Linked DNA regions of Mus musculus: all the other regions are linked to region 1. Evidence: chromatin loops called from intact Hi-C (ENCODE). Cell type or tissue: heart. All regions are shown on one strand.

Region 1 (5,000 bases):
ACACCTGCACAGGATAAGCACAGGTGCCCTGCTGGCACACATGCCAGCCTCTGAGAGTACTTACGGACTGTCATGGACTCAGGCACTGAGGCAGAAGGTAGCAAGCTGCTCAGAGGACTTCCTTGGCCTGGAGAACTGGCTTCCCTACTGGGAGGAAGTAGACAGAAGGAAGTTACACTCATCCCAAAATGCAACTTCAGTGTTCACAACACTCTCAGGCAAAACGTTTCCCCAGGAATCTACTGGAAAAACAATGAAGCTGCTCAGCAGATGTCTGAAATTTACTGGTAACTCCAAAACCAATCCAAACACCCTCTGGAAGCCGCTCACTCACGAGGGAAGAGTTAGTCACTCAGTGGGCATGTGTGCAGCTGGGTCAGACAGGAAACCACTGCCTTCCTCTTCCAACTCGTGTACACACGCGTGAACACACGTCCTTTCAGTAGTCTACTTTGTCACATTCTTATGGTTTGTATTGTCACTTTCCCTAGTTAGAATAGTCTCCAGGTCCATGTTCCCAGTACAAGGGCCCCACATATTATGTAAGCTTCATTCAGACAAGCATGAAATATCACTGTCCAATGTCAACAAGTCAACAGTGTTTGTTTCTGATGGTCTCTCATGGATCCTGGGCTGGAATTTTCTATGTGACTGTCTTAGTCAGGGTTTCTATTCCTGGACAAAATATCATGACCAAGAAGCAAGTTGGGGAGGAAAGGGTTTATTCAGCTTACACCTCCAAACCACTGTTCATAGCCAAGGAAGTCAGGGCTGGAACTCAAGCAGGTCAGGAAGCAGGAGCTGATGCAGAGGCCATGGAGGGATGTTCTTTACTGGCTTGCTTCCCCTGGCTTGCTCAGCCTGCTCTCTTATAGAGCCAAGACTACCAGCCCAGAGATGGTCCCACCCACAAGGGGCCTTTCCCCCTTGATCACTAATTGAGAAAATGCCTTACAGTTGGATCTCATGGAGGCATTTTCTCAACTGAAGCTCCTTTCTCTGTGATAATCCAGCTGTGTCAAGTCGACACAAAACTAGCCAGTACAGTGACCAAAGATGATTTTGAACTTCTGATCCTTCTGTCTTCGCTTCCCAAGTTTTATATGGTGCTGGGGATCAAACCCAGAGCTCTATGCATGCTATGCAAGCATTCTCCTACAGCTGAGCTACATCTCTTGTAGATTCTAAACAAGATGCCTTTAAATGAGGACACACAGAGAGGCAGGTTATGCATTATCAGTGAATATAGAAATGCCATAACAACAGGTTCCAGCATCCCCCTGTAAGCAGGCTGGTGCTCAGAGAGGCTCAGAGAGCATAATGCGGGCAGGTAACTGGACTGCATGCATATCTACAATCAATTTCTAATGTGAATAATAGCACTGGCTTGTCCATACGCAGCAGGAGACCCCAAGGCCAGGGCTTGCATTCCTTGATCACTGTTGCATTTGGAAAAGGCTCAAAAACACAAGAAGAAAGGAATCAGAATTCCGGAAGGGTGCAGGGACACCATCCTTTATGAGGCAGGGCTCAGTGGTATCAGCCCCTTCATGGTGTATCATTTTCAGAATCCTATCTGTTCTGGGTGACAAAACACCAAGCAAGGTGTGGGGCAGCAAGGACCCCCTTACCTTGAAGCTAAGTCAAGTACACAGATGGCTAACTTCAAGACACCAAATTAAAATTGTGAAGAGAGAGGAGGAAATAAGAGCAACAGAGATGAGGTGATATTTGGGAGACCAGGGCAATGTTCCCTGCGAGCAACAGGTACACTGGCAACTTAGTTTTCTGGATTTTTTTTTTCTATTTCTTCGATCTGAGCACAAACGTGAGATTGGGCCTCAGTCTTCAACTCCAACAGGTACCACCTGTCTCCAAATGAAAATACAAGGCAGAGAGGTAAACAGCATGGCCCAATCCACTGATGGGCTTGGTGTCCTGATACTGACCTGTACCGAAGGCCAGGCTCTGGGATTATATGGTTTTCTGTTCCTGTTCCATTCTCCAGACTTCCCACAGGGGCATCTGCAGAAGTCACACAGAGAATGAGGCTTTACTTTCAACTCCATTTCTCCTTACCATGTGCTCAGCTGGCCTATTAGCTACCTTTAAACTCTTCCCACCCACATACAGGCTTCATGTACTACCCATTTCTTTTGAACAGGCATCATTAAGACTCGTTTCTAGTTGCTGCATGTGCCTTTTTTATTTAAAATAAAACAAAACAAAACCTTGAAGCAAGGGAAGTTATTTCCAAAGTCCATAATCTAGGGCCCACAGCAGAATCGGGGTTTTTGATAAATGAATTGCGCCTGCTTGTAGTGGACACTAGAGGGCAGCAGCACCTCACGATTGGCGAAGTCTGACACTGTACTAAGCCAAAAGTCACTAAGCATTTGGGAAAGGAAGTGAGGCCATGAATCTCTAGAATAGGCAAAGAACGTTCCTGATTGCTGCAGGTGCATTAGCTGATGCTCAGGCCTTCTTCCAGGAAAAGAGTGCAGACCCGTAGACCTGGGGCTAAATGTCCAGGAAGACTGTATCGCTCAGGGGAACCCTTGCTCATTCATGAAACTCTTGAGTCAGGCAAAGGAGCCAGAGACAGAGCAACCCTCTGGGCCTCTGCTTCTGCCTCTGCTAGGCTTAAGGGATGTGAGCCTGGAGAAGACAAATCCCTTCTCACCGTTGGCTGCACATCCCAGCCAACTCCCGCTGGCTCCAGTAACCCAATGGCACCATGAGCCTGGTTTCCATCTGTGAGGCATCAGCTGGGAAATCAGGTGACTAGCTCTCCTGTCCTTACTACCTAGTAGTGAGGCTAACGGGTGCAGATGCTGCTGGCTACCGTGCAAGGCCCTGCTCCTCTCCTGCAGTCCAGCCAGGCAGCCTCTCTGTGCCTTGCTTCCCGTTTTGCTGTGCTTTGCTCTGCTCTATTCGGCTGGCCTCTAACTCAAGCTTCTCCTGCCTCCTCCTTCTGACTGCGGGAATCACAAGCACGTGCCTATCAGACTTGTCTGGCCTATGTAAAACATTTTCACAATTATATGACATAATTAAATTTGATATTGTTGTGGTTTTGAGACAAGATTTCACTCTGTAGCTTGGGCTGGACTCAAATTTGTAACAGTCCTTGCCTCCACCTCCTGAGGCCGGGGATTACATATGTGAACCACCAATGACTCTTTGGCCCCTGTGCCTCTAGGTAACCCTACAAAGTCTAATGTATACTTTTACCTCTCAAAATGACAACTCTCAAACTCCCTCATTCAGCTGAAACCCCAGCCCTGCATCTTGCCTCGTCAGGAAGTTCTACTGAGACCTCCCTGGGCCCAGCAGCCACCTGCATTTTCAGAACCCCTGGGCTTTATTTCTGGACTCTCAGCTCAGGGGCACCTGCCCTCCACCCACCACAGAGCCAGGCGAATCAGTTAAGCTTACACTTCCTGGCAAAGGCCCATGTTTAATCCCTAGTTCATGGTGCCACAGCAGGACTCTAAGAGGCAGAGCCTGGTTCACTGGAGGACGTGGCCTTGAAGAATCAGATAGTGGGACCCAGGTCCCTTCCTAGCTCTCTGCATTTCCTGGCCACCATGAGGTAAGCAGTATCCTCCATCTTGCATTTCCAAACATGATGCTCTGCCTCACCACAAGCCCAAGACAATGTAGCAACTAAACATGGAATGAAATCTCTGAGTTTATGAGGCAAAATAACCCCTTTCTCCCTATAAGTTGATTGTCCCAGTATTGTTTGTTACAGTAACAGAAACTGACAAACACAATATCCAAAATCTCCATGTCACTAAATTGCCCCTCACTCTGCTCCTGTGCTCATTTCTGGTTAGAAGCATCTAAGGATCCTTCAGGAGGCTCCCTCAGTTCAGTAATCCTCAGTGCTGAAAAACTCAGCCACATCTGAGTCCAACACCATGCATGACTGGAATAAAGGTCATTCCAGACTTGGCCCCTCTCTGTGACTGGCAGACATACACACACACGGCCGGCACTGTGGTGGGGCAGATGCACCGGCACACAGAACATGAACAGCCACTGGCATCTTTTATTATATGTATGGTGATGGGATAGAACACAGGAGCTGGGAAATGCTCTACCACTGGGTTCTGCCCCAAGTCTGTATTATCTTCACTTCACAGATGAAGACACAGACCCCAAGGGCTTAACTGACTTCCCAGGATCATGGAGTTGGTAAGGGAAGCATCTACTCAGCACTGAGCTGAGCCCCCTCACTTCAGCAGGCAGGCTCACTAAAGTACATGTTTACCCCTCTGACCTCCTGGCTCTCCTGCCTCCGTCTGCCCCGTGTCCTGTGTGGGTACCACTCTCCCAACACTATGCATCCTTGCCCTGCAGCATCTCTCCACCATCTGCAACATCCGCTCATCCACTCGATAGGAGTTTACTTATGGTGCCAACTATGGACTCAGAACTGACCAGTGTCAAACTCGGTTACACTGGAAGACAGGCATGGTCTTGTACTTGTGAACCTTACAGATTAGAAAGGACAGGCACTGTCTAGTTATACACAATATCTCCATCAGTTCAATGAAGGCAGCTTTTCAGGGTTATACCGTGCGGGACACGAAGCCTGACTTGTACAAGAAGGTAGCAGTTAAAAAAATAAAAAGGCATTTTTTAAAAAAGTGTTATTAGTCAAGAAAGCTATGTGTTCTAGTTCCATAACTCAGATGACAGAGGCAGGAGGAGTGCGACAAGTTAAGGTCAGCCTGGTCTACATTATGAGTTCCAGGCCAGCCAGGGATATATAGCAAGGCCATGTCTCAAAAAAAAAAAAAAAAAAAAGGTGACATCTAAGCTACAACCTGAGGGATGACCTCAGGTACAGAAGGTGGGGAAGCGAGCTAGAGAAGCAGAAGCAGGTGGATACGGGGCAGGGACGTTGTGAGTGAGAAGGAGTAAGGCTGCCACTGCTTGGAGGTTGCTTAATGTAACAACAGCAAAGGGAGAGGTGCAGAAGGAGAGCC
Region 2 (5,000 bases), 540 kb after region 1:
AAGAGGCTGGAAGGTGGGTGGGGGAGGACACCTGGGACCAGAAGGGACAGCTGACATCCTGTCATCAAGGAGTGGGAGCTTTCTCAGTATCCCAGTAGGGACACCTACCTACAAAGAGGAGCAGAAGTCTCTAGCCTCCATTTTCTTACAGGGGAAGATGAAGGCAGGCAAAGTCTTGCCAGCTTCTCCCCTCTGAGGTGATGACAGCCTCTCCTCTGCTCATCCCTCATACAGGTTCAGCCATCCTGGGACTCTGAAGATCGCCTGGGCTGGAAAGTCCTCTATGCACCGTGTGGCCTGGGATGGCTGCCTAGCTGCCTAGGTCAGGTAGGTACTGGCTCACTGGTGAGCTCTTGCCTGGGATCCTTTGCGCCCAGCAGGCTTTTGTTTAACTTCCGGTTCTTGTCAGCTTCAAGGAACCTGGAGCCTGGCCCCACCGCAGGCCTGTGGGGCCCTGACTCAGACCCTGGGCATATTTAGTGAGCAGTTTGATCTCTGCTGGGGCCGATACCAACTACAGCAGAATGGGACCTATGAGGTGACACCCAGGGAGTCAGGCTCAAGGCAGGTCCCTAGGGGGTAAAGCCCCCTAGGGAAGTACCAAGCTGAAGGCCGTGTAGATCTGGGTTCAAGTGCTGGCTATGCCATGGGTCCTAGGCCACTCATTCCACAGGGTGCTTCGTCTGAAATGGGTATGATAGTCATGTGACCCACCGGGAAGTAGGTCAACACTCAGGTTAGAGGAGCTGATGCCACTAGGGACCTGCTAGACATTGGGCGGGAGGTGGGGGAGGGCTCACCTTTCCAGAAAGGGCAGGGCTCAGAACCTCCCACTTAACCAGGGTTTCTGGGGGGGGGGGGGACTAAGCGCCGATCATCAGAGTGCAAGACAAAAGCCAGACAGCACTGAAATGGGGACAGCTGTCTCTGAGAGCACACTACCTTCAGTCCTCTGCACCCCACCCCTTCTGAGACCCTGAACTGGAGTTGCAGGTCCTTGGCCTCTGTGTGATTGACAATCACTTGTGGAGGCTGTGGTCACCCTGTTGGATGTGATAAACGCCCATGTCACTACCCACCATTCCAGAAGGACAAGGTCCACACAGAGGTCACACTTAAGCACATCCTCTCGGCCCCGTGCCCAGCCCAGCTTCCTGTGCCCAGCTGGGCTAGTAGAGGCTGACTACGTGCACAAGTTACACCACATTTTCCACCTGGGGCTTTGCAACTTGCCCAGGGTGAGTCTGGTGAGAAGGATGGGGTGCAGGAGAACTGGGGGCCCTGAGGAGGCAGAGCTGGGACAGGCAGAGCTGTCATGGTGGTTCTCTGCCTACCATCTGCATGGCACCTCAGTGAGAGAAGGAAGATGTATGTAGGGGTGGTCATGGTGTTTTGGAAGATGTGACAGGAATGTGTCACGAAGGGTGTCACCACAGCCACTGCTGAGGCACATGAGACCCTTAACTGCCACTACCCTGGGCTTGTTGTCTGAGTCCCCGCCATTCCCGGGTTCCTTTCCTGTCCTTCCACCTACCCACCCATCCACACACACCTTCCTCCCTTCCCACCCCACACTCCTGCAACCATCTACCCCCCACCCATTCACCTACCCACCTCTTCATTCCTCCCTCGAAGGGGCCACAGACTCTTCTGTCAGGGCCAGGCAAAGTATTTAAAATTTAGCAAGCCATCACGTCTCTTGTTAGTCTTGTTCACTCCACTGTACCATGAAAGCAGTGTCTCTGGGTTGAGGGGGAGGTAAGGCAGGTGCTGCTCTGCTGTTTGGAAGTGGAGGAAAACAGGGAAGACCTAAGTAGTAAGATTAGGACCTGGGGGATGCTGGGAAGTATGGGAACAGGGCACCTGCAGATAGTACATGAGCAAGCACCTGCACAGGGCGTGCATCCCTGTTTAAGAAGCTTTGGTGGACAAGGGTTGTGGGTGGGGCAATAGAGCCTGCCACCCCCACAGCCTGCTACAGCAATTCAGGTGGGAGGGATCACAGCCGGGGCCAGGGGCCAGTGGGAACCAAACCATTTCCCCATGTGTCTCCCGACCTCTGGAACCTCTGCTGTCTTTCCTTAGGGCCTCTCATTCTCTGGGGAGCACTGTGTGGACCAGGGTGCACTCCTGCTGCGTTCTCAATATCAGCTGGGTCTTGCTCCAGAGCCCGACCAGGGTCTGTGTTTTAGCCTAACCATACACCAACCACAGTCGACCTAATGCACCCGACTTCTCTGGGCAGCTGGAGGTACATGCCCAATTTCTCTGGTTTCCATGCCAGAAGCCCCACTGACTGGGCAACCGTGCCACCTAGTGGTCATTTGTGGAACTTCATGCATACAACCTGGTGGTCCAGGACTTCCTTTCTGGGAAGACTTACTGTCCAGGCCCACTGAGTGGCTCCTCTATCACTCCATGGTTCTGCTCTTCCTATAACCAAGAGATGGCTTCTATTTTGCTCAAATATGATGAGGTTTGTGTACCACTCGGGGCTCTCTAGAGGAACAAAACCGATAGAATGGATAATACATAGAGAAGGGGGATTTATTAGAGTGGCTTATAGGCTGTGGTTCTGCTAGTCCAACAATGGTTGTCTAGGAATGGAAGATCCAAAACTTCAGTAGCTGCTCAGTTCACAAGGCTGGATGTCTCATCTGGTCTTCAGGATACACCAGAATCTCTAATGCCAGCGAGAGTGAGGGCAAGAAGGCAGAGTGAGAGCTTCCGTGTGCTAATACCGACTGCCCCAGAAGGCATGGCTCAGATGAAGGAGGGATTTTCCCTCCTCAAGAAGATTTGGATTAACATGGATCTTCCTGGCCAAGCTTGGTAACGAAAGCCCTCTAGGCAGAGGCAGGCTTGTCTACATAATCAAGTCCAAGACAGCCAGGGCTACACAGAGAGAAACACACACACACACACACACACACACGACCTTTAAAAACCAACCAACCACCTCACAGGTGCACCCAGCCAACCAGTTGGGTTTTAGTTCCAGATGTAGTCAAGTTGACAATCAGGCCAGGGCCATTTCTATTTAATATGCTGTCTCTGTGCCTGCCACGTCTTAACCTGCAAGCAGGCTCTGCCTTAGCATCTCTAAACAGAAGCTCGATACAACTTCCTGGAATCAGAGACAGAAAGGCCTGAGGCCACACACCCTGGCAGGTACCCAGGATGCCATACCATGGCCTGTAGGTTCTTGTTCTCTGGTCATAACTAGCTGAAGCTGAATTGAAGGCAGGATCTTCAGGCCACTGCCACTGCTAGTTTCAAGTGGCTACTGATTGGCCTTGGCTGTGGTGCTGCCCCACAGTCCTTGCCCCAGGCCCCAGTCTTTGCTGCCCCTAGCAATGCAGCACTTCACACTCACGTTCTACTCTAACCCACTGTGGCCTCCTCTTTCCTTGACCACCTCTGGAAAGACATCAGAGTCTGACGGTTGCAGTTCAACTCCTAGGACTCCAGAGAACCTTTGATTTCTGCCGAGCTTTGAGAGCCGCTGGTCCATGTCATTTTATAGCTACAAGCGGAGGCATAGTCAAGGTCGCCCAGCTTGTCAGCTGCAGGATCTAGCCTAGAATACAGGGCCCTTGGACAGGGCAGCTGTGGCTCCCTTCTCCAAAATCCTCCACCAGTCACTTCGTCTTCTTCAATGGTCCTCATTCCCTGGGACCCTTGAAGCATTTGACACTGATCCAGTTCATGCAACAACCATTTGTCCTGTTTTTCCTCCCTCAAGGCGGGAGTGCTTACAAGGATTTGGGTAAACTCAATGACCACATGTGACCCGCACAGGCCCATTGAACTTACTATGGTCTTTGCAGTGATTTCCATGGAACTTAGGAGACCCAGGCTGCAGGAGAAACACTTGGGCCCTGGGAACTGTCTAAGGAAAGATGCCTGGGGTCCCCACACCAATGGCATCTGCCTGAGGACTGAGCAGAGCCTTGAGTTCTAAGCTTTCTGGGCAGTGTGTTGCTGGGAACTCATCTACAATGTGGGCTTTGCTATGCTTTGCTGTACATGTGGGATTCTGAGCCATGTGGCAGGGGTAGAGGGCAGGGAGCTAGTGCTCCCTGGAGGAATGGGCATTTTCCTATCCCTTCTCTATGATTCAGCCTTAGTCCTTCCTCACCCTGGGGCAGGCAGATGCCAGAGACCAGAGCAGCACCAGCAGTCAGGCCCACTCAGGTCTCTATTATCTGGTTCATAGCTCCAACGCCCTAGGGCTCAGCAGCTCAGCTTGCTGGGTCACATCTCTGCCTCAGCTTCCAGAAGCCTGGTCCAGCTGGAAGGAAATATGGAGAAGGAGAAACGAAGACTGTTGATGTCCCAGGCCCTGCGCTGTCTTCAGGCTTCTGCTGCCCATAGGAAAGGTAAGTTCAAGGTGACAGTCCCCAAGTCAGCTGTCCAAAGGAGAACAGGGGATCCCTATTCCTATCCTGTTGAGAGCTTAGAAGCACAGAATCACCCCAAATTTGGGGTAAATTTCCTGTCGACACCTGTACTGACTTTGCTAGGTCAGGTGATGCTGCAGGGGGGTTGGGGGAGTAGGGGTTTGGGGTTGGGGGAGGGAATCTGGCTGGGCCTCCCATCCCAGAGGTGGGTGTGAAGTGGGGGCTTCAACTATTCCAGGAGACAGGACTACTAAGGTAGTACAACTCAAGGCTCTTAAACCCTAATATCTTAAGGTTTTGTGTAGGGCACTGGTGTAGGCAGACAGAGACGGCATGGATGCAACCTTGGTCCCTTCCTGGCTCCAGGGGGCAGAGAAGAGAGTGTGACACTACGGGTGTGTGCCCACAGGAGAGCCATGGAGGTGGAGGCCCTGCTCTTGTGCAGCAGTCCGCCCAGCCACTGAGGCGCCTGACCCTTCAGGCAGCTAACCAGAGCCTCCTCCTAGTTGTACAAGGTTGTCAAGGGGCCCTGCTGAGCCATCTGGAGTTAAGCTGTTGGCCAAGAGCCCAGAGCCCTTGAGTGAACAATGCCCAGAA
Region 3 (5,000 bases), 95 kb after region 1:
AAGCACGAATTATCAATCCCAAGGGAGGTAGGATGGGGTCATTTTCAACCTCAGTCTTCAAGAAACAAAAGTACCTACCCTGAGCTTAGACACAGTATGAAGCACATGTTTAGCAGAGTAGGGCTGGGTCTGACCTCACACTAGCCTTTCCACCCTTCTGAATCAATGATACTATTTCAGAAAGGAATAAACTGACAGCGCACTTGGTTACAACTGAACAAAGGAGCTATATGAAACACACATTACTAAAACTCCAGATGTGGCATGCACTCGGCATTGGGGAGGGGACGGGAGGCTCCTGCCTCCAGTTGCTCTTTCCAAAAAGGCCATTTGGTCTCTTTTAAATGCTTTGTTTGGCTTGAGACCTAATGATTTTTTTGAAACTTCCCTTGAATTCTTATTACGTTTGTATTTATTTATCTTGTGGATTCATGTGCTAGCCACAGTGTTTCTGTGGAAGTTAGAAGACAACCTGCAGGAGTCAGCTCTCCTTCTATCCTATGGGTCCCAGGGCCAAACACAGGTCATTAGTTAACTACAAATGCTTGAGCCAGAGTTTTGATACTAAGTGTCTCCTTGAAAGATAAACTGGCCAATTTCCTTTGGTTTCTCAATTTCAGTTCTTCCTCTAATGAAGTAAAGGAATTTCTTCTGCAGACATCCAGGTCTATGACGAGCCCTTTGGTCACATTCAAAGGGAAAAGTTAGGATTAAGGTATCTATCTCTGGTGAGAGGACATAGGCTCAGCATACATGAGGCTCTGGATTTACCCCTTGGGATCACAAAGTATTTCAGAGTGCCTGGTTCCCACCATTGTCCCAGAGGGACTAAGATGCAAGCCTGTCCCCACTCTTCACTCAGCTTTTATGGAAAGAGTAACAATGAGCCCTGTTAAAGGACTTAACACCAATCATTTAGCTGAGCAACCAAAAGTCATTACTAATCTAGGAGGCAGATGCTATTGTGTATGCTTGCTTTGCTGCAAATTCCACCTTAGTTGCTCTAACTTACGCATCTTTAAAGGATGGAGAGGTGGCTCAGTCAGTGACGTGCTTGCTGGGGGACATACTTCTAACTCCAGGACTGGTGTGCTGAGGCAGACACAGGATGATTTCCAAGACCAGCTAAACAAAACAGTCTAGCTAGAACGGTGAGTCCTGGGGTCAGTGAGAGACCCTATCTCCACAAATAAGGAAGCAAGACAGAAAAACAGCCAGGGTTGATTGCTGGCCCTCCTACACATGTGCACATGCAAACACACCTGCACACACATACTAAATTAATTAATTAAAAGTATATTGCTGGGCTGGTGAGATGGCTCAGTGGGTAAGAGCACCTGACTGTTCTTCCGAAGGTCCAGAGTTCAAATCCCAGCAACCACATGGTGGCTCACAACCATCTGTAATGAGATCTGATGCCCTCTTCTGGAATGTCTGAAGACAGCTACAGTGTACTTACATATAATAAATAAATAAATCTTTAAAAAATTAAAAAAAAAGAAAATCCCAACTAATAACCAAAACACGAGTTTAAAAAAAAAAAAGTATATTGCTGCCGGGCGGTGGTGGCCCACACCTTTAATCCCAGCACTTGGGAGGCAGAGGCAGGCAGATTTCTGAGTTCGAGGCCAGCCTGGTCTAGAGAGTGAGTTCCAGGACAGCCAGGGATATACAGAAAAACCCTGTCTCGAAAAACCAAAAACCAAAAACCAAAAACCAAAAAAAAAAAAAAAAAAAAAAAAAAAAGCATATTGCTTTATGTGGTAGAGCCAGGATTTGAACCCAGTACATTGGGCTCCATCACCTTTTGGTGGATGCTGGCACACACGTTTTTGTTAACATTAGTGTTAAGTTAGACCCAGTAATTTGCTTTGGCAGATGAACGTAAACTGTAAAAACCCCTCCATTAGTCCCCTCAATAAGACCACAGTTCCATAAACTTTGCTCTTGAGCAACAAAAAGCATCTAACGTTTTTTTAAAGATGCACAGAAATAATTTAAAAAACAAAAAATTAAGACTGCCCTTTGCTCCTTTGCCCTAGCACCCTCTCCGCTCCATGAAACACCTGAGTGCAAGTCTAGAGACTGGGTGCAGAGACGAAAATCCAGCTGCACAGTAAGAAAAAACAGAAACTACGAGGGTAGGCGGGTCCTCCTAAGGGAATCCAGATCCCTGAGTCCAGCAGGAGAATCAACAGCCAACACAAGCCTTCCCTGAGTCACTCCCATCTCCACGCGCAACACCCAGGAATGACTTAGCACCAAAACATCAAAACATCATCAGGACTCTTCAGAGGGAGGCTTGAAGACACAGACTCCGACAAAGGGACTAAACTTCGGTATCACTGAGCACAAGCCGTCACAAGCACCTGCCTCTCACTTCCAGACTCCCCACCCGCTCCACCTCCCTGCTGGTGGTATTGGCTTGGGCAACGCTTGAGCCCCATTTAGGTTCAGCATTGGGCAAGAAGGAAAGGGCTTCAGGACACAACCGGAGACTTCAAACGATGAGCTAGAGGAAGACATGGAGAGAACTGAAGCATGAACTAACAGCCCAAATACAAAAGGCACAACCGGGAGAGGGACGCTGCGAGGCTAACTGGCCAGCTCTGGGGACACAGGTGCAGGGAAGAGGAGGGAAGAAGACAAAGCTGTCCTAACACTGAGACCTCTGGGGACCCGGAGCTGTCGCTCTGGTTTGCTGTGTGTGACAGGGGTGTCTAGAGATGCTCTTTGCCTTTGGAGAAAGAGGAGTCACTGGGTGGAAGAGACCTGGAACAGAGAATAACTAAAAACCAGGGGCTGGTAACTGGAGCTGAGTCCCAGGAGGGTCACGGGAGAAAGAGGGACTAAGGCAAGTACCAGAGATCTGAGAATCCGGGGTGCGGAAACCTGTCAAAGGGATCGGCTGTCTGGGAGGGAATTGGGAGCAAGCTCTGCTCTAGGAGTTGGCTGTCACTGGTGAGGCAGAGGGACAGGAGCGCCAGCCCCGGGATAGTGGGAGCGGTGCAGGAGACTCCGGGCCAGGGCTCCGAGCCTGCGAGCGACCCCGCGGGGGTCTGCAGCGTGTGAGCACACCGGGCCCGGAGCGTGCGGCTGCAGTGGCGCTACGGGGCGGGTGACAGCAGCGGGGCCGCCACTCACCGCTCATGTTGCTGCTCCCGGGGCCGCCGCCTGCCTTGCCGCCGCCGCCGCGTCTGCAGCCGCCGAGCTCCACACAGGCCGGGAGAACGCGCGCCCCGCCCGCTGGCCCCGCCCCGGAAGCAGTGACTCTCCTAGGGCCCGCCTCCCGACCCGGAACCAAAATACTCGGGCAAATCGACGCCCCAGGGTAGCAGGGAAGAGAACCGGCACCTCACAAAATCAATGCCTCCCAATCCCCGAGCCAAGAAAAAGACATCCATTTAGACTGAAGTTCGGACAAGGATGCGATATACGCGTACCGAGAGCTTGGAGTAGTGTGTTGCATGTCCGTCAAACCAGCACTCGGGGGAAGGCAGGTGGATCAGAAGTTCAAGGTCAACCTTGAACTACTCAATGATTTCGAGGCTAGATGGGGCTGCTTGAGACTGTCTCAAAGAGAAGAGAGAAAAAAAGAGTAATGGGCCTGCAGGGCCTGGTGGTACAGGCTTTAAATCCCAACATTCAAGAGGATAAGTCAGGAGCCTGAGCTGCAAGAATTCAAGAGCTGTGGATGGCCGGCGTGGTAACGCACGCCTTTAATCCCGGATTTCTGAGTTCGAGGCCAGCCTGGTCTACAAAGTGAGTTGCAGGACAGCCAGGGCTATACAGAGAAACCCTGACTCGAAAAAAAAAAAAAAAAAAAAAAAAAGTTTGGTAGAGAGGGCACATGCCTTGCATGCAGGAGGCCCAAGCTTCAACTCTCTGTACAAACAAAAACAAAAGGTGAATTCAAAGCCATTCTGGGTAACTTCTCAAGACTCTCGAAATAAAAAGTAAAACCGGAGTGGTAAAACCGGAGTGGTGGATATAGTTCAGTAGTTGGAGTAGCACGTGCAAGGCCCTGCAGGCAGGAGAGTTTGTACTTTCTTGATGATGGATGTGGGAATAAAAGTGCAAAGCACAGTGATGCAGTCAGAATTTGAAACTTCACTTACAATCCTGGTGTGACCATGCACACCTTTAATACCAACATTCACAGAAGAATCGAATTACTGCCTGAGGCACTTGGGAGAATTTGTGGTGGGTGTGTGTGTGTGTGTGTGTGTGTGTGAGAGAGAGAGAGAGAGAGAGAGAGAGAGAGAGAGAGAACTTTCTAGAATGAGAATGCATTGTAATGGGTCTGAGGAGAATGACAGTGGGTCAGTGGGTTAAGGGAACTACAAGAGTTGTCCAACTGACTCTAGGCAACAGTGAGAGGAAAGGTGGGTAGGTGCTGAGAGAACACAAGAGCTAAATTCACAGCAACTGTGAAATCCAGGGTTTTGCCCTATTTTAAATATGGAGTTGAAAGACTATTTTGCCTGCTGGATATGAGGCTGGAGTCACCCAGCCTGGAGAACTTAGGCTCTTGATCAGAAATAAGAAAATAATGAAGAGCTAGAAACTGTAGTAGCTCAGTGGAAGAACACATGTGTGCCATCCTGGATTTGATTCCAATAAAGAAAGGAAAGGGAGGTGACTAAACCTGCAGGCTGCCCTTTACCAGTGGTCTTAAGTCCTACAGAGGTTTCACATGGCTTCAGCTAAAATCTTCCACCTTCCACCCTGGGAGGACACAAACAGCGCTCTCTCCCCAGATGCTAGCATCTTCACGTGGAGCTCTCCAACTCCACAAATGAGGCAGACCAAGTGTGGAACAGGTCCTGCCTTCCTATAATCCCAGTCCAGAGAGAATCAAGAGCTTAAGGCTAGCCTGTAAGGAAAATGATATGTCGAAAAACCAAAAAAAAAAAAAAGAAAAGAAAAAGAAAAATGATATGTTTTGATATGTTTTGATACTTCACACATTAACAAGCCTCAAATGTCTTGTTACAGTT
Region 4 (5,000 bases), 160 kb after region 1:
AGAGCAATGGGTGTTCTTCTAGAGGACTGGGGTTCAATACCCAGTACCTAGTTGGTGGGTCACAACATCTGTAGGTGCAATGTCCTCTTCTGGCTTCTGTGGGCACTGGGTATTCACAGACATATAAGCACTGAGACACACATTAAAAACAATAACAACAATAAACAAAGCTCGATATGGTGATGTGACTCTGTGATCCCAGCACTCCTACATCGAGGCATCACAGAAGAACGGCACAGAAGCCCTCTAGCCAGCTCGTCTGCAGGACAGGGCATTGCAAAAACAAGACCTTGCCTCAACAACATGAAAGGTGAGAATAACTCTAAAGTTGTCCTGTGATCTCCATGTGTGTGTTCTCTCTCTCTCTCTCTCTCTCTCTCTCCCACACACGTAAAGAAAATGAGTTATTGCTCTGTACTTGAAAAGTCCTAAGTGCTTATAAAGGACAGTAGTGACACTTTACACTTACTGCCTGCATTTACTTGTTTAGCTTTATGCTAGGTGGTAGGAACCAAGAACAGTCTTCAAGTTGCTCACTTTTAGCACAACAGCGGTGTTTGTTGACAGACTCTCATTTTCTTGTTGAAGCTTGCACAGGTAGGTCAATGCCTTTGAAAACCAAAGAAAGTCAGAGTTGTGGTATATCTCTATAATTCCAACACTGGGGGTTGCAGACATTGATCCCAGATTAAATAATGGCTAATCTTGAATTTATAGGGATCCTCCTTGTTTACAGGATTGAGCCAACACACTTGGCTGATCAAAGGCTTTTCCAAACGACACTTTTCTGACACTGTCTCTAGAAAAAGCACCATGAACAAAGAAACTGTTCATTCAACTAGCTGTGAAGAGCTAACATTCTCAGAGTGTGAACACCCGGAGCCCTAGGGGTTGGCTCTATCCAGTGATAGGCTGTGGTGAGCTAGTTCAGTCAGCCGCATGCAGATGTTGAGCTGTCTTTGGAGTGGGCTGGGGCTTGCAGATCTCCCATGAGGTATGAATTTATTAGAGACAGATTTAAAGATGAAAACTGTGGTGCTGTACAGGTTCCAGCAGTTTCAACTAGATGATCTTGAGTCCAAGTCAGTCTGGATCACACAAAGAGGACATCTTAAAACACATGCAAGAAAAAAAAAGTCATTTACAAAAAACCAGTTCAAGCTGAGCTTGGTGGTAGACAGGCAGAGAGTTCCAGCACTTGGAAAGTAAGATAAAAGGACTGGAGTTCAGGGCCAGCCTGGGCTTCATTTGTCTCTGCTTAACCAACCAACCAACCAGCCAACCAACCGACCAAAACCTAACTAACCAACCACAAAAAGAAGAAAAAAAGAGCTAGTTTGAAGCCTTGCTTTAAAAAGTAATTGACAAAGCCGGGCATTGGTGGTGCTGGCCTTTAATCCCAGCACTTGGAAGGCAGAGGCAGGTGGATTTCTGAGTTCGAGGCCAACCTGGTCTACAGAGTGAGTTCCAGGACAGCCATGGCTATACAGAGAAACCCTGTCTCGAAAAACCAAAAAACCCAACAAAACAAAAACAAAACAAACAAAAAATTATTGACAACTTTGTCTATTACCTCTCTCGTTAGGCCAAATTCTCACTTTTTATTATACAAATGTTTAAAGTCAGCATTCCAATTTAGATATCTTAGATCCAGATTTAAAAAAAAAAAAAACTCGTTGTTTGAACATTTTGAATATGTTACTCTGTAATTTCCAAGTAGGTTAGTTGCATTCTGTCTAGACTCTTTTCAGAGCAAGTAAAATTAAGAGTATACTTTTCTTTGTCTTGGTCTCCATGGGTGAATTACAGGAGCATTTAACAGGTATTTAGAACAGGTATTCCTACTTCGTGCAGTAAAAAATAAAGGTGAATTTTATTTTTTCTTGCTTGTCACTTACCCCACAATTACTAAAATGCAACTTGAAAGTGTGAGATGCCCTCATTATTAAAGGACTGTAAGAATAGCTGACAGATGCGGCCTTTCAAAAGAACAGCACTTTACCTAATGGCAGCTAAGGAACTGGAAGCACCAAAATAGCCACTATTAGGTACCGCTGGGTACACTAAAAAATATGGCAATCCCGATTAATTTGTAAATCTCCTGGCAGGGAGGATGAAAGGACGAAAAAACATTTTAGGTGCGGGCTTTTAATGACTAGTCAAACATAACATGAGTCACTGAAATTTTCCAGTTAAGGATCCTTTTGCCGGACATCCTTGGACCTTTATGAGCCACACGCAGTTTCAGCTGTAACATCTCATGGTTTTACTGCCTCTTCCAAAAATGAATACATAAAAGGAAAGACGCCTCCCGCCGGCTTTGAAATGTAGGGCAAACTCTGGCTGCGGGTGGAGAGAAAGAGAATAAGGTATATAGACTGGGAGACAGAAAAGGCGCCGAAAAGGGAGAAGAAAAAAAAATTCCTCTAGGTTAGGCCTGCGGACCGGGTGTTCTCACAGGCTAGGGTGGATCGTCGCCTCGTGCGGAAGGGCTCGGCCCACCGTCTTGCCCTAGCCGAGTAGAGCCTACCCCTACCCCCACCCTGCGACAGATGGGCCACCAGACTTCTGCCTCCTCGCGCTGCCTGCCGGGAGTTCCAGCCGCTTCCGGTGACGCTTGAGCGCTGAACTCCGACTCCCGTCAGCCCCCGAGAAAACCGCACCGGGTCTTCGCGGGTACTGTCGGGACTTGTAGTTTAGCTATCGGCCGCGCTTCGTAGGCGGAAACGCGGGCGGACACAGACGGGAACTACCGAGGCGAAGGTACGGGTGGTAGCGAGAGGTCAATTCTCTCCAAACGTGGGGTTGGCGGTGAGGCCGGCGGCGGTAGTTGGGGTTGGGTGGGAGGAGATCCTTTCGCACACACGAGGAGGGTTGAGCCGCTGTCGACCTGGTCTCGAGTGTACTGTCTGGACTGTAGCTGCTGCCCAGGACGCCGGCGAGTGAGTCATTGACTGTCAGCTCCCCAGTCTTGCCGTCCTCCCCGGGTCAGCGCGGCCTGCTCCTCCCCGGTCGGCCGCCCCCGCCTCCATTTCCCGCCCTCTCTTCACCACACACACGGCCCCCCCGATCATGGATCCTAGCAGCGGCGGTGGCGGCGGTGGCGGCGGCGGCGGGAGCAGCAGCAGCAGCGACTCTGCGCCCGACTGCTGGGACCAGACGGATATGGAGGCCCCCGGGCCCGGGCCTTGCGGCGGCGGCGGGAGCGGCAGCGGCTCCATGGCCGCGGTGGCCGAGGCCCAGCGTGAGAACCTCAGCGCGGCTTTCAGCCGGCAACTCAACGTCAACGCCAAGCCTTTCGTCCCCAACGTCCACGCCGCTGAATTCGTGCCGTCCTTCCTGCGGGGTCCGGCCCAGCCGCCGCTATCCCCAGCTGGCGCAGCCGGAGGCGACCACGGAGCAGGCAGCGGCGCGGGAGGCCCTTCGGGTAAGTTGCCGGGCTGGATATCCCCAAGGCACGGGCGGCGGCCTGGGGCCGGAGTTCCGCGGTGGGCTGGGTGGAGAGGACGGGAGGCCGGCCGGCCCGCACGTGGGGCGCTGACAGCGGCGCCGGCTGGTCTGGGTGGGGCGCCTCCAGTCTGGGAGCTGCTTGGCTTGGGGCGCCTGGGCCAGGAGGAGCAGAGACCAGGGGACCCGGGGGCGATTGCCCCGCCGCGGAAGGCCGCACGCGGTTCACCCCTAGGCATAGGAACTGTATGGGACCCTGCCAGCCCTGGGCCAGTCAGTGCCACGAGGCCCAGAAGTGGGGACTGATAGGGCTTGAAGTCCGGCAGGAGGAGGGTGTGAAAGTCTAGGGTTTGGGGGACAGGACTTGTCTCTTCGCTGGCCCAGAGAGCTGCTCCTACTGTAGTTTCTACGTTTGGAACTGTAATTGCGTTTTAAGTATCGGTGGCACTAAAGCGACCTGAAGGAATCCCAAGATGCATTGCAGGCTTGTGATCCGCCAGAAACTGTTGGCTGTCAATACAAAGACCTTTTTTCACCCTTAACATTTTGAATACTTGAAAAGTTTTTTAAATGTCACAAGGATTCCTCAGTACTAACATGTGGTAGTAAACCTCATTGATTTATGTGCGGTTTTAAGCGGGATTTAAGACTTTTTCTGAATGGCGTGTAGACTTTTAATTGTTTTAAAAGTATGGCCCTTATAAGGGTTGCTTATAAAAGCTTAGTTTGCGTTCGTGTATTAGTCTAGTCTGTTACTTAAATACTTCTGATAACTTAATATTTGTCACATAAAGTAGCTACTAAATACACTTTCTGTCGTTTCAAACTGCAGTCTTTAAACACCTTTTTACAAACGGGCTGTATGTTTGGTAGCCTGCTTTCAGGTACAGATTTTGTAGCAATGCTGTTGAGTGAACTTAAGTATTGCCTTCATGCTGATGCTTTTTTTTTAAATTAGGTATTTATTTCATTTACATTTCCAATGCTATCCCAAAAGTCCCCCACACGCTCCCCCACCCATGACGATGCTTTTTTGAGTAAATATGGTATTGTCCTAAAGAAAAAAAGAAAGAAAGAAAGAAACGGGAAGGGAAAAGGCCGAGACTTTGATTATTTAGCAGGGACATTGGTGGGGCAGATAATTTGAGCTTATTTCAAGTGAGAGTATGTTTTAAGTTCTGGACTTAGGCCTGGTGTGGTGGTACACTAACTAGTTAATGCCTATAGAGTCCCAGAACTCTGGAGGCTGAGGTAGGAGAATGCTTGGAAAAAGCAGAGAAAACAAATGGCATTATCACCTCGCTGCCCTCCCAGGTGAGGTTGCAACCCTGGAACTCAGGAAGTGAGGGCAGCAAGATCTTTAGGTGAAGGCTACCGGGACTGTCTGGCAAATAATAAGTAAGTAAGTAAATAAATAAATAAATAAATACGTTCTTGGAATTTAGTTTCTTGGGAAACGTGCTTCACTTTGCTTTTTAGAAGTGAGAGGGTGTTGGACTGTTCAGGGAAATGCTTTTGTGAGGAGCTGGGTCTGTATTAGAGTGGGTTTTGGG
Region 5 (5,000 bases), 210 kb after region 1:
GTGGGCACATCTGTGCCATGGCTCATGGGCCAGAACTCACATGTGGAAATCTGAGGGCAACTTGCAGGGGTCTGATTTCTCTATTCATGATGTAGATTCTTTGAATCAAACTCAGGTTACAGGTCTGATGGCAGGTATCTGGACCCACTGAGTCATCCCACCAAAGAACTCATTCCGGGGGGTGGGTATGGGGGACCTTTGGGATAGCATTGAAAATGTAAACGAGGAAAATACCTAATAAAAAAAAAATTAAAAAAAAAAATTAAAAAAAAAAAGAACTCATTCCAATAGCTTCCAAATCTGTTCCTTTTTCTTCATTTTTAAATCTTATTAATAATTATTAGTATTGCCCATTTGTCCAGTAATTCATGCTCAGGAATTTGTGGATTATCTAGGTTTCCATGTATCTCCAAGGCTTTATTTTGAAATGGTCTCATGTTGCTTAGACCGGCCTTAACCGTGCCAGGTGGCTAAGGCTTACGTTGAAATCCTTAATCCTATAATTCTGAGTGTTGGTGTTAGGGATGTGAGCCGCCAAGCCCACACTGCAGACTATTATTCATCAAACTGAGGGATGAAGAGAAAAGACTTACAAATAACTCTCTTTGTCTTAGAAGTATTCAATACTGAGAAAGGAAATACAAGGGCAAGCTGAGGGCATCATATGAGATCATGGTAAAAATGGTGAATGGGAGGTACAAAAGTTCAAATATTAATTATACAGTTGAATATGTGAGTGGGAGGGCTATAAATTTCTATCAAATACCTATTGATAGAGAACGGCAGCTAAAATTAGCAAAGGCTTATTTGTGTTTTATGAGAAAGCTAGGAGCAGCACAGCTAAAGGGCTCTGACTTGGAGTCTCTCTTGTGTCTACAAAGAAGGCTTTCCTTCCACCTTCATGCATGTGGTTACTAGCTGGCTGCCCACGTAGTCTCACAGCATAGCATCTGGCTTCCCTCTCTCTAGGGAGGGCCACCTTACAAATGAGTGAATGAGAGGGAGTTGTAAAGACAAAAATTACACGCCTAACAGTAATCATAAGTCTAATTTCAGAAATGACACTGAGATGAGAGTATTGTTCTGTAGCCCAGAATGTAAGTGAAGTTTGGTAACTAGGCCCCCTGTCAGTTTTAAAAGCCTATTTCTTCAATTTTGCAATTCTTTGGCTCTAGACACTTACTGTTTCCAATCGCCTCAAGGATCTATCATCTGAATTCATGGAATTTCCTTGGCTCAAAAGTCTGGTGCTTGGGGCTGGAGAGATGGTGTCAAGAGTACTGCTTGCTCTTCCAGAAGACTACAGTTTGATTCTCAGCATTCGCACGGTGGTTTCCAACCATCTGTAATTCTAGTTCTAAGAGGATCTACACTAGCACTTCCCACATGTGGTGTACAGATACACAGGCAAGTAAAACATATACATAAAATAAAAAAGCCCTACTCCCAGCACTGGGAGGCAGAGGCAGGCAGATTCCTGTGAGCTAAAGGTCAGCCTGGCCTACAAAGTGAGATCCAGGGCAGCCAGGGCTGTTACACAGAGAAACCCTGTCTCGAAAAACCAAAAACGTCTGGTTCTCAAACTTGAATACAGGCAAGAGAACACCTAAGACCACCAATGCTCTTTGGAGTGTGTTAGCCTGCATACCTCAAGCCCAGTGTAGCAAGTCACTGCAATATGTTAAAAGTCCATCTTATACTAGATTCTAAATAGCCAAGTAGAAGCAGGTGCCAAGGACTTGTATTCTACAAGTTAAATTAGGACAAGGTCCTCCCTCAACAGACACTAGCAGAGCATGGTCCCTTCACAGGAGCACTTTTGGAAGACATCTGACAATGGAGAGCATTTTATTCCCACACAGCTAGCTGAACCTGTCACTATCCTTAACATTCACATAAAAATTTCTAAATAAATTATGTAACTGTGCCGGTACAAGGTGGGGGCAGGGGACTCGCTCACTCTTGTAAATCTAGCATCTGAGACGTAGAGGAGGAGGCTCACTCGGGTAACCCTGGGTGATATAGGAAGAGTTTGACTTAAGTGGGGGCGTATTGGTGGATGCTTTTAATCCTAGCACTCTGAAACCTGAAGCAGGAGGATCTCAGTGAGTTCGAGGTCAGACCTGTCTATATAGAGTTCCAGAATAGCCAGAATTGCCATAATAGAGACCCTGTCTCAATAATAGAGACCCTGTCTCAATAATACTCTGTCTCAATAGAGGCTCTGTCTCGAACTAATCGAAAATAAAAACTGGTGGTACTATTGAGAGCTCCCTGAACTGACTGAGAACAACCTCGAATACGGGGTATTGGGCACGGTCACCACAGTGGGCATGCTTGGCAACTACTCATAGGACGTTCTGGCGTATTCTCTCCTACACTAAAGTTATCCCTTCACACTCACGCAAGGTCTTACCTGGGCCGAAGCTCCTGAGAGACCGACTCATTTTTTCGTTTCTCGCGCAGCATCCCGCGCCTAGCGTTGGCAGTTTCTCTTTATTTCCTGGGAATACCACCAATTTGGGGAAACCGACGCCTGAAGCCAGAAAGGAATGGAGGAGCCACGGCTTCCCGCTCTGCAGAAGACAGCACGGGATTGAAGAGAGGGCTTTAGTCTCTCCTTAGGGCGCTCGCTCGGTGTCCTCCGGAAGGAGCGACAGGGTTTTTCAGGCCTGCAGCCTTAGAAAGAGTCGGAGGCAAAGGAGATGCTGCCGCTAGAATAACTCTGGGCACAGTCTACGACCGCAACACCATCTACCCAAGAGGGCGGGCCCAACATCTAATTTCGCGCCTCGCCGGAAATGACGTGATACCCCTCCCCCTCGCAGTGTTACTGACTGCTTTCCGGTTCCGGGCCTCCGGGCTGCGCATGAGCTCTGACTTCTACAGGCCTTCCACACGAGGCGACATGAAGGGCTCTGCGTCCGAATCTCCCAGTGCCTCGGTCGCTGAGGCGACCACCACCGACGTGCAAGTGACCCCGACCGCTCTTTTACAGCTGGACAGAGAGCAGGCGAGTGGCTTTTGGGGACGACGATTCGGGAAGCAGGGTGGTTAGGACCCGCGTTCGGCGCAGGGTGTGGGGCGAGAGGCTGGAAATGAAGTGGGCCCGCGACCGCGTGGGCTCTCCGGAGCTCGAGGCTGGCCTCTGGGAACGCACCCAGCGGGCTCGCTCTTCTCACACTTCTGGCCTGTTTGCCTCCTGTGGAAAGCGGGCTTCTGCGCTCGGTTCTGCAGCATCACAGGTCATGTGTCCGTGCACAAAGTGTTGGTAGCAGGGCCAACGCGCCTTTCCTGACCGCTTCCTTTCTCATAGAGGGCAGGAGAAGCTTCCGAATAGTCCTCTTACGTAGAAAGGACAACCTGTAAACAGATTTTGGAAGCAAGTCCTTAGATGTTTTAGACGGGTTCTTACATTGCAATGGGTACAAATTGTAATATCCCGATACGCTGATGAAATTTGCCCAATAGAAAGAGGAGCGCCAGGCTTTGTGGCGCACGCCTTTAATCCCAGCACACGGGAGACAGGCGAATCTTTTGAATTCGACGCCAGCCTGGACTAAGTATTCCAGGTTGGCCAGAGCTATATAGGAAAACCCTCTCTTGAAACGCCCCCCGCCCCCCAAAGGAGCAAAGGAAGCAGATATGTCTGTGTGGGAGCAATTAACATAGATTGAGAAAATTAACTTATTCTCTGTCTCTGCAGATTAGAAAGGCAGTGGAAGTAATATCTAATCGCTCAAAGTCCAAAAAAAACAATAATGAATTGCTGTTGAGTGGGAGCGAAAATTTATTTTTAATGGTGATATTATGGAAAATTCCAGAGAAAGAACTTCGGGTCAAAGTGTAAGTAATTATTTATCTCTTGAGAGTTGTTTGGTTGGATTTTTTTGTTTTTTGGCTGTTTTTTTTTTTTAACATTTATTTATTTTATGTATGTGAGTATACTGTTGCTGTCTTCAAACACACCAGAAGAGGGCATCAGACCTCATTACAGATGGTTGTGAGCCACCATGTGGTTGCTAGGAATTGAACACAGGATCTCTGGAAGGGCAGTCAGTGCTCTTAACCGCTGAGCCATCTCTCCAGCCGCCCACCCCCTTTAATTTTTAAAACTCAGAGTGTGAGTGTAAGAATGTGGGCCACATGTGTCCAGTGCTTGCAGAAGCCAAAAGAGGATGTCAGACCACCTAGACTGCAGAGATAAGAGGTTGTGAGCAGCCCAGTGTTGGTACAGGTGACAGAAATCAGATCTCCTGGGAAAGCAGCAAGTGCTCTTAACTGCTGAGTGTGTACAATCCTGCATTTGGTCTCTCTAGCCCAATATTTTCTCTTTTAGAGCCAGAAGTGGCAGAGGCAGGCAGATCTCTTGAATTCGAGGCCAGCCCTATCTTCAGAGCGTATTCTAAGACAGAGAAACAATGACATGAAAACAAATAACTAAAAATATTTTTAAAGAGCATTTATTTGTGTTTGTCTGTCTGTCTGGAGTATTGGGTGCACGCATGTGGCAGTCAGTGCCATTTCTCCCTACCATGTTGGTCCTGGAGCTTGAGCTCTGGTTGTTAGGCCTGGCACTGAGCACAGGTTTTCACCCACTGATTCATCTGGCTTGCCTGCATGTATTGTATGTTCTCCTTAGCTCTCCTAGGTCAACAATGACCTTGAATGAGAGTAAGCATGTGTTGTGAATAACCCACGTACTTTCTGGCCTTTTTTGTCGTGTTTTGCAGACCTTTGCCTCATAGCATTCTCTCCGAATCCTCAGATGTATGTCTCTTCACAAAAGATGAATTCGATTCACCTGAACAGACAGAAGGTTTCTATAAAAAGCTTTTGAAAAAACACGGAGTTAACACTATCTCTCAGGTAGGTGTGCTGATGCGTTGAAGTCCTTTCAAAGACTTCATAGAAATGAAGTACGATACACTGCTGTAATTCTTGATCTTTCAGGTCTATTTTCATTGTAATTTTATTTTATTCTTTTATGGCTATGATGT
Region 6 (5,000 bases), 240 kb after region 1:
CATGTACTGCTATGACAAGGGTACCCCACCATATCCAGTTTATTTGGTGCTGGAAATCAAACTCAAGGCTAGGCAAGCACTTTGACAACTAAGTTACATCCTCAACCCCTTTCACTTTTCTGCTTGTCCTTTCTATATATCCGCCCAACGGCATGAAGAAACTTTCTAAAACTGCAAATTAGACCTTGTAATTTCCATCTCAGACACTGAATTCCAAATTTCATGCAGTGGCTCATCCTCTTTGAGCTTTCTACACACACACTTTGTCTTCCCTGTCCCTCAGCAACTTAGGCTCAGGATCTTTCCCACTGCCTGGAAGCACTCTCCCTTCTACTGCCCTGACTTGGAGCACTTTTCACATCTCCAGTCGCAGGGACTCAGCCTTACATTGTTCTGTCTGGGGTAATGTACACCTGACCACTGAAACACCGGTGAATACAGCGACATATAAGTTGAGATGAAGGCCAGGGAGAACAAGAGCTTGTGTTGGCTCTGAGATCCGTCCCTACATTCATTTGCAAAAATACCGCATTTTGTTTTCAAGATGATAAAAACAGTGACTGCGAGTAGGATAGGGAATTGAGGACAAGTTCCGAAGTGACGCTCCGGCGTCCGAATGAGTTTAGGTCACCTCCCTGTTCAACGCGGGTCCCTATGCCTGTCATTCATTTGAAAGGACACGACTGTATGGCTGTTTTCAGGGTGACGGTAACAGTATCGGAATGCAAAGCAGGACGCTCAGGATAAGTTACTGCAGAGAACAGATTCCGAAGGAAGTGACACCCTGGTGCCCAGATGAATCTAGGTCTCCTTCCAGTCCTACTTTGGTATCCAAGCGGTGTGGGAGAGGGCGATGATGCTGGGCTCAAGAGCTTGCGGTCTCTCACCCCCTTCCGTGTGGCCGCCCAGGGTTCCGCCTATCGCCGCCGCTTCCGCAGCCCCGAGGCCCCGACGTGGCGCCTCCAACCCCGGGCTGACACTGGCAACGCAGCCAATGGTAGCGTTTGCGGGGCGGCGCGCGAGGCCTCCCGCCGCCAGAGGGCGCCGCCCCGAGCGTCGCGGGCTGGCAGCTGCGGTGGGTCGCCCAGGGAAGCTGCGAGACTGTGAGAGCTCTTGAGCCGGTGAACGCACATCCCGCTGTCGCCTCCGCACTCCGCGCCCCTCGGCTCCTGGGTGCCGCCCCGCAGGTGAGGGAAGGGGACGCGCGGGCGTCGCGGGCAGGGTCGCGCTCTTCCAATCGCGTGCGTGCGCCGCGTCGCTTCGTGAGCACGCGCGGCCGTTAACGGACTTCAGGCGGGGGAGGGGCGCGGACCCCCGAACCGGCTGCACGGGCTCCTCGGGAGTCGTAATCCGGGCACGCGCGGCGGCCCCTGCCACCTGGACTGCCTGGCCGACATCCACGCACTAGCTTTTGGTGGTTTAGCATTTCGTTATTCCTGGGTGCTGGGTGATCGCGGGGCGTCCGTGTTAGTAAGTGTCTCGGTTTGGGGACGCTCGCGACGCCAGCTGAGTGCGCGCTCGCCGGTGTCGGGTTCGCCCCTTGCGGGTGTTATGCGCGGCCCACCCCGCGTATGGGTGGCGACTGGCTTCCGGTGTTCGGCCGGGGTTCGGAGACTGTACGAGGGTTCTCGGTTTTCCTTTCCCCACCCTTAAAGAATGGAGACCTGTCAGTTCCCATTAGCGGGAATTTCCGGTTAGGGGTAGTCAGCGCAGGGGTGTGGTCAGGTTGGAAGGTCCTAGCTGGGCCCAAGGGGTGGTGCCTGCGCTCTGACTGGGTGAATTTATTCCGGGGTTGGGCGTTTTTTGGGTCCCCAGATGTTAAGGGATCAAAGAGGGTCATAGTGTTAGGTATTTAAGACCAAGAGGGTCTGGTGTAGACCTGCGCTGTCCGATGGTAATGTGGCCACTGGTAAAGTGGGGTGGTCGAGCACTGGAATGTGGCAAGAATTGAGATTCACTTTTGGTTTCAATTTGTTTGTTTGTTTGTATGTTTGTTTCGAGACAGAATTTCTCTGTTTAGCCTTGGCTGCCCTGGAACTTACTTTGTAGACCAGGCTGGACTTGAGCTTAGAGATCTGCTTTCCCCTACCTCCCGAATGCTGTGATTTAAAAGCCGTGCCACCACCGCCCCACTCCGGTTTCAGTTTTAAAGTCTGATTTGAAAGATTTCGTTTGGGAGGAAGAAAAAGAACGAAAAAGATCTCCTTGGTAAACTCCTATGCTTAAATCAGCCAGTGTTTAGCAAGCAGTGTGTTATATACTTGAGGTGATACCTGTTGTGGCTACGTTAGAATTAAAACAATCTGTCCAGTTTCTTTTTACTATTTTAGTATGGCCACTTCGTAATTTAAAATGGCACGTACCGCCGGTATCGTATTTCGATTGGACAATGCTCTACTGGACTGGGGGAGGGGCTGGGCGCTCTTGCCATCTGCTCTTTTCCTGCTTCTTTTGGAAGTAGCTGCTTTTCATGGAGGTCTTGAAGGAATCCAAGGCTCTCTTCACCTCCGTTGAAATGATGAGCAGAGCTGCACTGTGTGTGCGTGAGTGTATGTGTGGGTGTGGACTTGGTGTTGGTGTGGTGTTCTTCATCTTTGGACTAAATCAAGTGCATGGACAGTTTTCTCTATTGAAAAATTTCCCCTTTCTGCTCTGTTAGACCAGCAGGGTGCGCTACAGATGTGAATAAGGTTGAGTTATTGAGGTTGAAAATGTCAGTATTTGGAGTGGGGTATTATGCAAAGAACAGGTTGATCAGTGTCCTCAAGATGTACCAAAACACCCCTTCCCAGCTGTGTTCCTGTGACTTTTGGTTGGGGGTTATATTCTATATGCCTACAGGCTCTTGTCTTGTGGTTCCAAGATCTATTAGTAACAATGTTCATTTGCCAGCTGTAAGGTTTTACAGTTGTCAATATTGACTGATTTTTGAAACTGATTTGGGTGTATTCAATCCATTTGTAAATGACTGGTTGATAGTCAACTATAGAAATAGTTTGAGTAGCTAGTTAAGAAGGAGATAGAAATCAAAAACATCTTTAGACAGAATACCTCGGGAGGAAAGTTGCTTTCTAGATAATACCTTTGTGTGCTTTGTCTCAGCAAACCCACATTTTCTCCATGATCTTCAAGTGAAATGTGTTTACAGTGCCGGGTGTCAGCTGCGTGCTGTGGCCTCGGCCACTTAGAGTGAAATGGCAGGGTGCCTTGGAGCCCTGGAGTTCCCCAGCCTGGGCAGCGGTGAGGTCTCACCTCAAACAGCAAACAACAAAACAATTGGAACAAACTTCTGAGATATATAAAAATGAAGAAAAAGTGATTGGTGAGCGCTAGTTCTCCCTCCCTTCCTACACACACACACTCACACACACACACTCTTTTTGTTTTTTTGTTTTTTTTGTTTGTTTGTTTTGTTTTTGAAACACACAAACTAGGGTCATCAGGCTCGGCAGTAACGACTTAACCTGTCTTGCAACTCTGTCATAGCTTTCTCAGTGACTTCATTGATGTTAAAAAAAAAATGGGGTTGCTTAACTTTGCCAGGTTTTGCCCCAACAAGAAGTTTTGCAAGTTTGCCTTTTAATTTTACAAGTTTAGCAATGTGTTGTCTAGTTAATTTCATAACATTATGGAAGATAAGAGAGGATGTGAATTTGGAGCCAGGGGTTGCTCGAGCATGCATGGTGAGAAGGCAAGAAGTGTCAGCCTTGAGCAGGAGGGCCTCCTGAGGATCGGAGCACAAATTATCTCAGTGAAATCTTTTCTTTTGAAGAATCCCAGGTTTATAGCTGAGATGCACAGTGAGTTGCTTTGTCTGGCTGGAGGCTGCTTCCCTTATAGAATCCAGAATCTCTTGGTTGCTTCAAAGTTCCTGCTTGGGGGGTGGGGGGTGGAAGGGGGGATTTAGCTCAAACCAGGAGTTACCTTTCTGGTGCTGTTTGTTGTAGTCCTTTGCACTTTATGAACAAGACCAATGTTGTCACCAAACTGATGCTCCGGAAACTCCAGTTTCCAGGAAAGGGAGCTATCTCAAGAAGAAAGAAGCTGACTCAAGGAAGAGAGAAGCTGTTTCAGGAAGAGAGAAGCTGTTTAGCAGGGTTTGTCTACCTGGATTGCAGCGGGCAGGGTGTGGCATTTTGCCCTCTTGCCCAGGTCTGGATAAGTGAAGAGTCAGCTAATGTGCACTGTTGCAAGATGGGTTCTCAAAATGTTACTTGAACCACTTGGCTTTATTTTGTTGGGTTTTTGTTTTGTTTTGAGGCTGGGTTTCTTATGGTTTCTTATATGTAGCCCTAGTTGTCCTGGAATTTATAGATCAGGCTGGCTTCCAAATCACAGAAATCTACCTGCCCCTGCCTCTTGAGTGCTGAGACTAAAGGTGTGTGCGCCACCATCATCTGACTTGGTGGTTGTTTTAAATCAGGAAGTCTGAGGAGAGAATTGCAATTAAAAATTTTACTTGAAACTAGGGACACTTGGGCAGGGAAATGACTCAGTGGGTAAAGGTGCTTGCTGTGCAAACCTGAAGACTCAAGTTCGCCCTCCAGAACCCACATAAAGGTGGAAGGAGAGAACTGACACCATCCAGTTGTTGTTTGACTGTGTGTGTGCCATGGCACACGGGCTCACATACATAGCACATACAAAGAATGAAGCCTTAGGAACACTTTTTTAAAAAGCAAAAATACAGGCAGAGGCAGGTGGATTTCTGAGTTCGAGGCCAGCCTGGTCTACAGAGTGAGTTCCAGGACAGCCAGGGCTATACAGAGAAACCCTGTCTCGAAAAACCAAAAAAAAAAAAACCAAAAAAAAAAAAAAAGCAAAAATGCAATAATACTGGACCACATTTTCTTACATTCTTTAAAAATATCTCTTATTTATATCTTGACAATTTCATACATATATCTTGATCATATACACATCCAGAATGCTTTGCCAGTCCCATAATGGAAGTTGAGTCAGGCCCACCTGGTAGTCTGTCTGTTGGGATGCCTTGTAAA

What was found. A loop is a pair of places that touch in the nucleus more often than their neighbours do. Peaks named below come from ENCODE experiments on the same cell type or tissue, not always from the same donor. Only the 100,000 strongest peaks of a DNase experiment are listed, where the experiment ranks them.
Region 2: it touches region 1 in a loop (6-fold over the local background); 22 of 42 quality-filtered maps call a loop at or near these places.
Region 3: a loop joins it to region 1, with 5 times the contacts of the local background. A loop is called at or near these places in 34 of 42 quality-filtered maps.
Region 4: a loop joins it to region 1, with 3 times the contacts of the local background. A loop is called at or near these places in 19 of 42 quality-filtered maps.
Region 5: a loop joins it to region 1, with 6 times the contacts of the local background. A loop is called at or near these places in 5 of 42 quality-filtered maps.
Region 6: it touches region 1 in a loop (2.7-fold over the local background); 5 of 42 quality-filtered maps call a loop at or near these places.

Annotation. Positions count from the first base shown.
Region 1 is chr16:11,415,848-11,420,847 of GRCm38, reverse strand. It overlaps Snx29 (sorting nexin 29), which reads right to left. Exons shown (of 21, transcript NM_028964.4): 10 at 1,950-2,025; 11 at 65-144. Among named protein-coding and RNA genes, the nearest start is that of Snx29, 95 kb to the right of the region's middle. In heart, a CTCF peak has its summit at 2,325 (motif pointing right); no DNase peak of the experiment used is centred here.
Region 2 is chr16:10,871,117-10,876,116 of GRCm38, reverse strand. No RefSeq gene overlaps it. Among named protein-coding and RNA genes, the nearest start is that of Rmi2, 39 kb to the right of the region's middle. In heart, no CTCF peak of the experiment used is centred here; a DNase peak (open chromatin) is centred at 2,296; H3K27ac peaks cover 1,019 bases; H3K27me3 peaks cover 1,449 bases.
Region 3 is chr16:11,321,123-11,326,122 of GRCm38, reverse strand. Snx29 (sorting nexin 29) reads right to left here and starts at 3,219. Exons shown (of 21, transcript NM_028964.4): 1 at 3,145-3,219. The coding sequence starts at 3,151. In heart, a CTCF peak has its summit at 3,030; DNase peaks (open chromatin) are centred at 2,242 and 3,262; H3K4me3 peaks cover 2,244 bases; H3K27ac peaks cover 1,543 bases.
Region 4 is chr16:11,252,070-11,257,069 of GRCm38, reverse strand. It overlaps Gspt1 (G1 to S phase transition 1), which reads left to right and starts at 2,745. Exons shown (of 15, transcript NM_146066.2): 1 at 2,745-3,427. The coding sequence starts at 3,073. LOC115488671 reads left to right here and starts at 3,434. Exons shown (of 2, transcript XM_030249388.1): 1 at 3,434-4,845. It overlaps Mir1945 (microRNA 1945), which reads left to right and starts at 2,625; the gene lies at 2,625-2,702. In heart, a CTCF peak has its summit at 2,388; DNase peaks (open chromatin) are centred at 2,749 and 3,479; H3K4me3 peaks cover 3,094 bases; H3K27ac peaks cover 2,502 bases.
Region 5 is chr16:11,201,164-11,206,163 of GRCm38, reverse strand. Rsl1d1 (ribosomal L1 domain containing 1) reads left to right here and starts at 2,872. Exons shown (of 9, transcript NM_025546.2): 1 at 2,872-3,013; 2 at 3,707-3,846; 3 at 4,734-4,869. The coding sequence starts at 2,909. It overlaps 2610020C07Rik (RIKEN cDNA 2610020C07 gene), which reads right to left and starts at 2,781. Exons shown (of 3, transcript NR_038156.1): 1 at 2,417-2,781. In heart, no CTCF peak of the experiment used is centred here; a DNase peak (open chromatin) is centred at 2,853; H3K4me3 peaks cover 3,552 bases; H3K27ac peaks cover 2,072 bases.
Region 6 is chr16:11,172,407-11,177,406 of GRCm38, reverse strand. It overlaps Zc3h7a (zinc finger CCCH type containing 7 A), which reads left to right and starts at 1,066. Exons shown (of 23, transcript NM_145931.3): 1 at 1,066-1,187. In heart, a CTCF peak has its summit at 2,661 (motif pointing right); DNase peaks (open chromatin) are centred at 966, 1,696 and 2,526; H3K4me3 peaks cover 2,661 bases; H3K27ac peaks cover 2,493 bases.